Regions from separate parts of the Homo sapiens genome. Here region 1 is linked to region 2. Evidence: read pairs that join two places in POLR2A ChIA-PET (ENCODE). Cell type or tissue: PC-9. All regions are shown on one strand. Links, peaks and the distances in the headings refer to the core of each region. The heading gives the core; the rest is flanking DNA.

The links. ChIA-PET counts read pairs that join two places held together with the same protein. Peaks named below come from ENCODE experiments on the same cell type or tissue, not always from the same donor. Only the 100,000 strongest peaks of a DNase experiment are listed, where the experiment ranks them.
Region 1: POLR2A ChIA-PET joins it to region 2 with 5 read pairs; 2 of 35 experiments call an interaction of 5 or more read pairs at or near these places.

The regions. Positions count from the first base shown.
Region 1 is chr14:71,358,570-71,363,951 of GRCh38, reverse strand. All of the region lies in intron 2 of SIPA1L1 (signal induced proliferation associated 1 like 1), which reads right to left. Among named protein-coding and RNA genes, the nearest start is that of SNORD56B, 37 kb to the left of the region's middle. In PC-9, for the core only: no CTCF peak of the experiment used is centred there; a DNase peak (open chromatin) is centred at 2,391.
Region 2 is chr14:71,163,373-71,168,754 of GRCh38, reverse strand. No RefSeq gene overlaps it. Among named protein-coding and RNA genes, the nearest start is that of SIPA1L1, 150 kb to the left of the region's middle. In PC-9, for the core only: no CTCF peak of the experiment used is centred there; a DNase peak (open chromatin) is centred at 3,364.

The sequences.
Region 1 (5,382 bases), core at 305-5,304, 200 kb before region 2:
GTGTTCTAGCAAGGGAAACAGGAAAGAAGAACTGATGGAGGGAAACTAGTAAAGAAGTAATTACAGGATCTGATTAAGGCTGATCCCGGGACTAGAAAGAAAATAGGTCCACACATCATCTGTACCTTGTTATAAATCCCAAGCCTGTTTCTGGGCTGACACTTTGCTGGTGCATTCAAGTTTTGCAAACTAATTTCTGTTAACTGGTAATATAGTTAGGAAATAAAATCTGCTATAGGAGTCATCCTACAACACATTACTAATCAGTGATTTGTGGATTATTTACTCAGTTGCCAATGTCCTTCTTCAAAAGATGACAATCATTTAAAATTGACCTTTACACATTTTGAGCTTGAAAATTAAGCATCCTAAAGAGGCTCAAAAACTAACTTATAAGTGATTCAGTACCTCATGATCAATTAGGCAAATTAGGTAGTTGTTTAAAAAGCCAATGTGTTACTTCTCTAAAATATGTTTTCACTTGTATCCAGAAACACTATGACAATCTCAACTCAGCACAATTTTTTCTATGCAATGTGGTTTTCTGGATGGGAGGGGAGGGTGATTACGTTGTTTCTGTCTTTGTTTGGCATAGTTCCCTTTCCTCCTAGGGAAAACTCATTTCTAAATACAAGCTCTGTAAATTCCAAATTATTTCAAGTACAGATCTTTTTCTACAGTCTTCTCATACCCAGAACTATTATAGTACTTTGGTATGCCACAGAGAGGTAGAGAAATTATTCTTAAAACCATCCATGTCTTTAAGCTTTAAGCAAACAGAAAACAGATTGACTGATGACAGCTTGATCAATCAATCACTGGATGAAGGTGATAAGTATTAGAAGAAAGGATAATCCCTTTCCCAAAAAAGGTAAATACAGTTTTACAAGCCATTTTAAATGAGTGAGACTGTGAGTGTGCGTGTGTGTGCACACGTAACTGCCATTACATATTGCTTCTCTAATTGTTTTAAGTAACCAACCCCACTAACACCTCAGCTAATACCAAACAGATGGAAATCTGTCTGGAGAATTCAAGTTGCCACTTTTCAAAAAATTCACCTATACTTCTATTACAGAAGCCTGAGAAACTCCAGACTCCTGCAAAAGTATCTGTGAATTATTAAGATAAAGTGAAATTACATCGTTACCTGAAAGTATAGTCCTTTGATTCTACTTTTCATAAAAATCTTGGAAATTAGACTACAGTCAACACTACAGGATATTTTAATTGGAAATTTCACCTAAAGATTGAAAAGGGGGAAATAATTCATCTGAAATACATGCAAAGATTGAAAAGGGGGAAATAATTAATTTGAGATACATGTACAATGCAGATAAAAATATCAATTTGATCAAAGATGAAATTTCCGTAAATTTGTTAAAGCCAAATGGTTTCTGCAGGAAACCTGTTTTCTGTGACTCAAATCCAAAATGGAAAACGTGGGTGGTTCTTCCTGTCTCACCATTAGAGTCAGCCAATTGGCTGGTGAAGCTTTCACACAACTTCAGCTCAAACCCCAGCCTTCCATCTGCTTTAACACTGCCATACCTTAGTGGAATGAAAGAGGAATAAAGGCTTTCTCTAGCCTCAAAGGAAGTCTTTCACAGGGAACCTTTGGTTTATTCTATCTACACCATACTTGATCAAACTGCCCATTTTTTAAAACTTCAAATCCAAAAGATGTGATAAATAGTACGAGCTAAATCACAAAATAATTCAAGGGCATTAAAACTATCTCTGATTGTGGAGCTGATTTCTAAAAAAACAGCAAACTCATCTCTCAAGTACGAAACTCCAGTGGCAACACACATGCCGGCTCCTTGAACACAGCAGCATCTCTTCCCCAGCCACATGGCACTCACCATTTGCCATGACGGGCCGCCAACAGAGACCACATGTGAACTTCTAAACATGTGACTCCACCAGAATGGAGTATGAACCCAATATTTCTGTAGGGTATGTCTGCGTGTCCACCTAAAGCTACTAAATTAGCTAGTGTGACGCATTTAACTGAAAATATCACACGCAACAGTATGCCTTCAGTGAGAAAAGACCACTAGTACATGATACTAGCATGGTAAAACAATTGTGCATACACTGCTGCCCAACTGAATCTTAAATCCTTAAAGCACTGGAAAACCTGCTAGTGCAAGACAATAAAAATTCAGGCAGCTGCTTCCAATGGTGATGTAAGGACCCCACATGGCAAACTGCTCAGGGGTAGCTACTGTCCAGTTCCTAAAGATTCCAGGCCCACTTAAAAATCCTAAGGTCTCAGGAGGCTTTTTTCTCAAAAACTGCTAAAAGGCTCATACAGTTCACCCCACGTAGTAGAAAAAGGCCCTTGATAGGCCACCAGTGACTGCACAGCAAGTTCTTACGTAATGACTTATCTGGTAGTCACACAGGAAAACCCGTTGACCAGGATAAAGTGAGGGGCCCAGGTTCTCAGATAGCCATCTCAAGGGAACTGTTGTTACATGGAGCCACTGAAATGTGAAATACACACACACTATTTGTAAATGTGAATTTTAGAAAGTATATGTATGGAAGCACTAAGCATATCATGAACAAATACAGACCATAAGCTTGTAGAGCCAAAAAAGACCCAATACCCCATTACCACTGTAATACTCTTAATTTTACCAATAAAATTAAGTCAAAACCTCCTGACTGCCAGCCCAGTGCTCCTAATAGTACACCTGCTTTCTTATCAACTGTGAAAACTACATTTTGGAGTATACTAAAATTGAGTTACAACTCAGTTGCATGATCAATATCTCATTTAACCATGTGCTGCAAAAGCAAAATTTACATAAAAGATTAAGAAGTAAAAACCTTTATCATATCCCTAGTGAAGGGGGAAGGGTACAGTGAGGTTTGCTGTCTTTCTCCATACCAGTATAATTTTATCCTCAGGAAAAAAAAATATATATAAACTATATATACAAATCATCTCTCTTTTCAAAAACTGCTGCCAAAACCAGTACATCTAGGAAAAAGACACAAAATATGATGTCTTACTACCCTTACGAAGAATGGCATAAATAACAATCCTTTCTTAAGGTTTAAAATATTTTCTAAGTTTTTTTCACTGTGCTATCATTAATTTCCTCTAATGTAATTTTAGAACAGATCAAGTAGATACATTTCCTCATTTCAGTTTCTTTAAAACTTTGATTTGCTGACACTTCTTCTAAGACAATAATCAACAGTGATCTCTCATTCTGTTCATTTTCTCAACTTCCAAAAGGCAATTCCTCAAGTAAGCACATTTTTGCAAGACTAAAATAATGCACATACTTACACACATAAAAAGAGAAAGACATAAATACTTTGTATAGGATGAAATAACTGCGTGACTTTTGAAATTTTTAAGATAAAATGCAGACCTCAAAACAAGTTCGTAATTGCTCCCTGGGTTATCTCCAAAGAGAGGCTTGTACATTCGTCTCCTATTGATACTTCAGTGAAAATCTGTGACAAAAATTCATCCCAACTCTGCCGTTAACTAGCTGTGTGATAGATACTGGGCAGGTCGTGTAAGCTTTGGACTTAGGCTCATATAAAAAGTTGGCATATCTGATTTCTATAGTATTTTCTAGGTTTCTTAATATCTTCCTAAGACATTATCTATCATCTTTATTGTCACTGAATTCTAAAGGTCAAATATATCTTTAGATAATAAAAATAACCATTCATAAACTACCTTACGCCCTAGAACTCAATAGAAGACTACCATCAGCTTATCTGAAACCTTTAGAACATTATAAGCTTTATCTTCATTAAATGTTATCGCTTTGTCTCATGTTTTAGCATTTTGTAAAAAGTTTAGATTAGTAGAAATGTACTCTCACATCTAGATGACCCCGAAGCACTGTTCAACTCTCACAAGATGGGAGATCTTGATGCCTTCACTTCCTTCCTCATCCATCCTCCATCACCACAGTACCCTCATACCCTGAAACTCAACTTTTTGGGCCACAATGTTGACAACAAAAACCTTTTAAACCACTTATGTTAAAAATCAGCTACATGTCCAAGTCTGTATCTGAGAATCTCTGTATGCATTTTTATCATTTAGTACTCTCGATTTTAAGATCTAAAGAACCAGTTCCATTGATAATATCTGCATAATCTCATGACTCTTCATCTGAATCTGAGTTCCCTGTTTATTGCCAAACAAGCAAGGAGGTTCCAGAAAACTGTATACAACACAACTCATGCACTTACTTTCTTTATATACCAACTGATGATTTTGCCATCCTCAATTAAGTCAATTAAAAAAACAACCAGTAGGACTGAGAATCTGTCATTTTACCAGTAGGAATCCCAAAAAGCAGCTGCTTTTGCCAAGTTCATTCATTCAACACATTTATTATCTACTATGTGGCAGGCACTTTTTATTTTTCATCCTGGGGATATATAAACAGACAAAAGTCCCTGCCTTCATATGCTCTACTGAAGAAGATGACACACCATAAATAGAAACCATAATAGACAAATTATATGGAGGAGATGTACATATAAGGTGTATTAGTCTGTTCTCATGCTGCTAATAATGACATACCCGAGACTGGGTAATTTATAAAGAAAAAGAGGTTTAGTGGATTCACAGTTCCACATGGCTGGGGAGACCACACAATCATGGCGGAAGGTGAAGGAAGAGCAAAGTGACATCTTACATGGCGGCAGGCAAGAGAGCGTGTGCAGGGGAACTGCCCTTTATAAAACCATCAGATCTCATGAGACTTATTCACTATCATGAGAACAGCACAGGAAAAACCTGCCCCAATGATTCAGTTACCTCCCACTGGGTCCCTCCCACAATATGTGGGGAATATGAGAACCTCAATTCAAGATGAGATTTGGGTGGGTACACAACCAAACCATACCATAAGGTCAGAGGGGATACATGCTTGATATGGTTTAGATCTGTGTCCCCACCCAAATCTCAAGTTCAATTTTAATTCCCAGTGTTAGAGGTGGGGCCTGGTGCAAGGTGACTGGATTTTAGGGGTAGATCCTTCATGAATGATTTAGCACCATCCCTTTGGTGCTGTTCTCAAGTTCTCACGAGATCTGGTTATCTAAAAGTGTATAGCACCTTCCCACTCTCTCTCTTCCTCCTGCTCCAGCCATGCAAGACGTGCCTGCTTCCCTCTGCCATGACTAAAAGTTTCCTGAGGCCTCCCCAGAAGCTGTCATGCTTCCTGTACAGCCTGTGGAACCGTGAATCAATTAAATCTCTTTCTTTATAAATTACCCAGTCTCAGGTATTTATTTATACTAGTGCAAGAATTGACTAATACAGTGCTATTGCAAAGAAAAAGGACAGGCTGTTAAGAAAAAGGGATTCAGGAATGAATGGAGGGCAGG
Region 2 (5,382 bases), core at 286-5,285:
GGACCATGATTCAACAACCAAAAGGGGCCAGGCACGGTTGATGGCTCACACCTGTAATCCCAGTGTGTCCGGAATTGGTGGGTTCTTGGTCTCACTAACTTCAAGAATGAAGCCGCCTACCCTCGAGGTGAGTGTTACAGTTCTTAAAGCCGGTGTGCCCGGAGTTTGTTCGTTCTGATGTTCGGATGTGTTCGGAGTTTCTTCCTTTTGGTGGGTTCGTGGTCTCACTGGCTCAGGAGTGAAGCTGCAGACCTTCGCGGTGAGTGTTACAGCTCCTAAGGCGGCGCGTCTGGAGTTGTTCGTTCCTCCTGGTGGGTTCGTGGTTTTGCTGGCTTCAGGAGTGAAGCTGCAGACCTTCGCGGTGAGTGTTACAGCTCATAAAGGTAGTGTGAACCCAAAGAGTGTGCAGCAGCAAGATTTATTGCAAAGAGCAAGTGTGAAAGGGGACCCGAGCGGGTTGCCACTGCTGGCTCGGGCAGCCTGCTTTTATCCTCTTATCTGGTAGCACCCACATCCTGCTGATTGGTCCATTTTACAGAGAGCCAAGTGGTCTGTTTTGACAGGGTGCTGACTGGTGCGTTTACAGTCCCTGAGCTAGACACAAAAGTTCTCCGTGTCCCCACTAGATTAGGTAGATACAGGGTGTCGACACAAAGGTTCTCCAAGTCCCCACCAGAGTAGCTAGATAGGAGTGTCCACTGGTGCATTCACAAACCCTGAGCTAGACACAGGGTGCTGATTGGTATATTTACAATCCCTTAGCTAGACATAAAGGTTCTCCAAGTCCCCACCAGACTCAGGAGCCCAGCTGGCTTCACCCAGTGGATCCCGCACTGGGGCCGCAGGTGGAGCTGCCTGCCAGTCCTGTGCCGTGCGCCCGCACTCCTCAGCCCTTGGGTGGTCGATGGGACTGGGCGCCGTGGAGCAGGGGGCGGCGCTCGTTGGGGAGGCTCGGGCGGCACAGGAGCCCACGGAGTGTGGGGAGGCTCAGGCATGGCGGGCTGCAGGTCCCGAGCCCGGCCTGCGGGGAGGCAGCTAAGGCCAGGCGAGAAATTGAGCACAGCTGCTGCTGGCCCAGGTGCTAAGCCCCTCACTGCCCGGGGCTTGCGGCCCGCCGGCCGCTCCGAGTGCGGGGCCCGCTAAGCCCACGCCCACCCGGAACTCGCGCTGGCCTGCAAGCGCCGCCCGCAGCACCGGTTCCCGCCCGCGCCTCTCCCTCCACACCTCCCTGCAAGCTGAGGGAGCTGGCTCCGGCCTTCGCCAGCCTAGAAAGGGGCTCCCACAGTGCAGCAGTGGGCTGGAGGGCTCCTCAAGCGCGGCCAGAGTGGGCTTCCAGGCAGAGGAGACGCCGAGAGCGAGCGAGGGCTGTGAGGACTGCCAGCACGCTGTCACCTCTCACCAGCACTTTGGGAGGCCGATGTGGGTGGATCATTTGAGGTCAGGAGTTCGAGACCAGCCTGGCTAACATGGTGAAACCACATCTCTACTAAAAATGCAAAATTAACCCAGCAGTAGTGGTACGCGCCTGTGATCCCAGCTACTTGGGAGGCTGAGCCAGGAGAATCACTTGAGCCTGGGAGGCAGAGCTTGCGGTGAGCCGAGATGGTGCCACTGCACTCCAGCCTGGGTGAGAGAGTGAGACCCTATCTAAAAAAAAAAAAGGAACAGAATACTGATACTAGTACACAGATAGACCTCACAAATATCACACTAAGTAAAAGAAGTCATATGCAACAGGACACCAAGTGAAGTGTATGCTTCCATTTAAATGAAGTGTCCAGAAAAATCAAAACTGCAGAGACAGAAAGTAGATTAATGGTCACCTAGGGTGGGGATGAGGCTGGCACAGAGTTACTTTAGGGAGTGATGAAAATAGTGTAAGATCTGATTGTAGCTATGGTTGCACAGCTCTGTCAGTATACTAACATTATTAAATGGTACACTAAGAAGCTTAGAAGGAGTGAATTTACAGTATGTAAATTATACCTCAATAGAGCTTAAAATAAAATTCAGAACACAAGTAGACAGAAAACCCTAAGCAGCAGCAAATTCCTTCACCTTCTCTTGCCTTTCTGCGTCTCTCTAATGCCCCCTATGTGCAGAGCCTCAGCAGGAAAAGCTTTGCAGCTGGGAAAGCAGAAATTTGCTCATGAAGTTCCAGCCTCCACCTCCCAGAGCAGGATAGAGCAGGTTAATTTGAAGCAGAAAGACAGTTACTTAATAACTGTTGCAGGAAGGTAAGTGCTGCCCAAAAGAAGGAGGGTTCCTGGAAAAGGGCTGGAAGATTTGCCAGGCAATCTGCACAATAAAATTCCACATCAGAGGGCCTGGCAGGCTGGGGAAAATGGGCAGGAACTCAGACTCAAAATCCTGGAGAAGTGGGAACCTGTAGAGTGCGAGAGAGACTCTGTTGACCCCGGGAGTCAAAGGGCAGGGCAGGTGCTGATAAGCAAGGAGTCAGGGATTGGGGGTGAAATGGTTCTGAATCTGAAGACTTTGTGGACAGGGAGCACCTTGTTCTAAAAGACATGACATCCTCAGAGTCAAGGAGCATGCCAGTCTCACCCATGGCAGGGGAAACTCTTCCCAGTGGTGTGGGTTTGTGAGAGCTACGGGGTCTGAAATACTCCCATTAAAGGGCTCATTCATTTGAGATCACCCCTTTCCACCCTTACAAGACGCAAATACTCTTAAAATGGCAGCCCGGGTTTTTATCAGTCTAAAGTATGTATTGCGTGACTACCATGTGCCAGGCACTGTGCTACTTCCCGGCATTTCTAAATCACTCCTTCCCCTGACAGGAGAAAACACCGGCAGATGAGAGGGATAAGGAAATCGAGATAAGGAAAGTTCCTGAACGCCAAAGCGTCTGGACACTCAGGAAAGTCCAGCCTAGAGACACAGAAAGTGGATCTGTAGTTGCCGGGAGTTGGGGTTCAGGGGGCAGTGACAGGAAGTGGGCATGCGGTTCCTTCCTGGAGTAATGGGAATGTTCTGAAATTAGGTGGTGGGGATGTTGCACAACCCTGACAATAAACTGTATCAGCAATCATAGATACAGTCACTAAACTGTGCACTTAAAATGGGTGAATTTTATAGTATGTACATTTCCCTCAATAAAGCAATTTAAAAAAAGGAAAGTATCTCAAAAGCAAGTGTTTAGGGACACGTGAGTAGATAAGGACAAGATGTCCACTGAGGACTCAGCATTCAGCCAGCACAGGGGCTGCGGCCATGAAAGACCTATGAAGCCGATTTCTACTGCCACACCCTCCCTGTTGCAGCTGTGCCGGGGCTGCCTCTGGCTGGGCCTTCCTGGTGGCCCTGAGGGAGAAGGCATTGCTTATCAGATTGGTCAGAGTTTCCAGACATTCATCTTCTCCCTTTACTGGTGAGCAGGATCATCGCATGCTCAGTCCCACATTCCTGCCTGTCTCTCCCCACTATCGCTGTGCCTGTGAGGGAGGGTGACTGAGAGTCAGCCCAAGGGCAAGCCCTGGCAGGGAGCTCTGCCCTCAGGTTCCTTTTTCCATGCAGCCTGAGACTGAGATTCAGGTGTAGGATGAGGCTGTATGGCTTGTGGACGCCCACCCAGCTTTTACCACCATTCTGCAAAGAGGTTACTGGGTTCTGGCTCAGCTATTAATAAAATGGTATATTCATTCCTACTCTGTACTTGTCACTTTGTGTGTGTGAAAAATAAGGCAGCATTTGAGCATTTCTGGTCTCTTGCTATAAAACAATCAAACACCATCCAACTCTCAGCTATATTGCCTTAGAGCATTCCAGGTTGAATTAACGATGTGCTTAATTGTAGCTGTTGCAAATTCATATACTGGTTTGCAGCAGTAGGGCTGGACACTTACAAATGAGCCTGGCTATTAACTGACCAGTGATTCTAACACTTTAATGTGCATACGCATGACTTAGAAGCTCTCCCTAAAATGCAGGTTCTGATTCCGGAGGTTGGGATGACACCCTGGATTCTGTGTGTCTAATAAGCTTCATGTGTTGGTGTCCTTGCTGGTGGTTCGTGGACCACAAGTTGAGCAGCTTGCATCTAGAGTTTCTCTGCCGCTATGAAGCTTCTGCTCCTTCTCCTGGAGCATCCACCTGCACAGGAAAGGCCAGGCCTTTTCCCAGCAGAAGCTCATGCGACCCACTGGGCTCTCTGGGTGTGCACTGAGGGACTCTAGGCCTCGACATCAGGTCCCGGCTCCAGATCCTGCAGTGGCTGCAGGTCAGAATCATAGCCATAGCAAAGGCAGCAGCTGCCTCACTTACCACCCCCCTCTCACCCCCCACCCCGCCTCCCACCAGCAGAGAATGTAAGGAACAGCTGATTAAGCAGAAAGGGACATGCTCCAGCTGAGATCAGCCATTCACCAAGGACTCCCTTAGTCGGGAGAGGACAAGCGCCATATGTCCCCTGCTCAGCACCTTTGAGGTCTGACTCCTGCAGGTGATGGGCCCTGAAGTGCTGCCAACAGCAAACAAGACAGAATTTGCTGCTGAAGGCAGAAAAAGCCACCCCTGAGCTCACTTTGCCATTGCCTGAGCCAGAGAACATGTGCTTAGCATCACTAGGTGCCTTGGACACAGACAGAGGTGATGAAGACCAGGTTCTTGTCTTTGGGAGCCCACTACCCTGGGCAATGTGAAGTGTAAATACCCGTGGGCCATGGCAGGGTAAAAAGGAGGCCCCAATACAGAGAAAAACTGCTTAGGAATAGGGAGACACATGCCAGTAGGGAGAAGAAACTCCCTTGGAGAGGGTGGCATCAGAGCTGTGTCTGAAAGTGTGGGTAGGATCATAGTGGGTGGAGATGAGCGGAGAGAGAGATCACAGTCTATGTGGGAGGAAATGTAGAAGGGGGATGTTGAGCGCATGTCTGAAGAATGGAGGGTCCGTATGTGCCTTTGATAAGGAAAGAGATGTGCAGTGCACCGTGCCCGTTAGCATCTGCTGTGTGCTACACACTTGGTGGACATAGTAGAGGCTACAGGAAGTGAAAGAAAAGCAAATACTCTGAAAATGACAACACATTTGTGCATTCTAAAATATCCAGAGGTCACAGGCAGAAAGGGCCATGAGCAAAAGACAGAGCAATAGAGTTCAGAGAAGGGGTTACATTCCTTGGGGCCTGTTTTTGGAGAACTGTGGGTACCTAGGAAGCAGCCAGGCGGGCAGGCAGGCAGACTATCTGATTAACCAGGAACTGGTCTTCCTATATAGAGAACTAGAAAGTGTGGCCCTTTTCCCTTGGTGTTCTACCTCCGCGTTCAGCACCTTCTCCCCACCTGCCTGACACTGAAGGATCTGTTCGGTATCCCTGGGCTGTGCCCTTGACAAGCTGCTATGGCTGTTAAGGGTGACCTGAC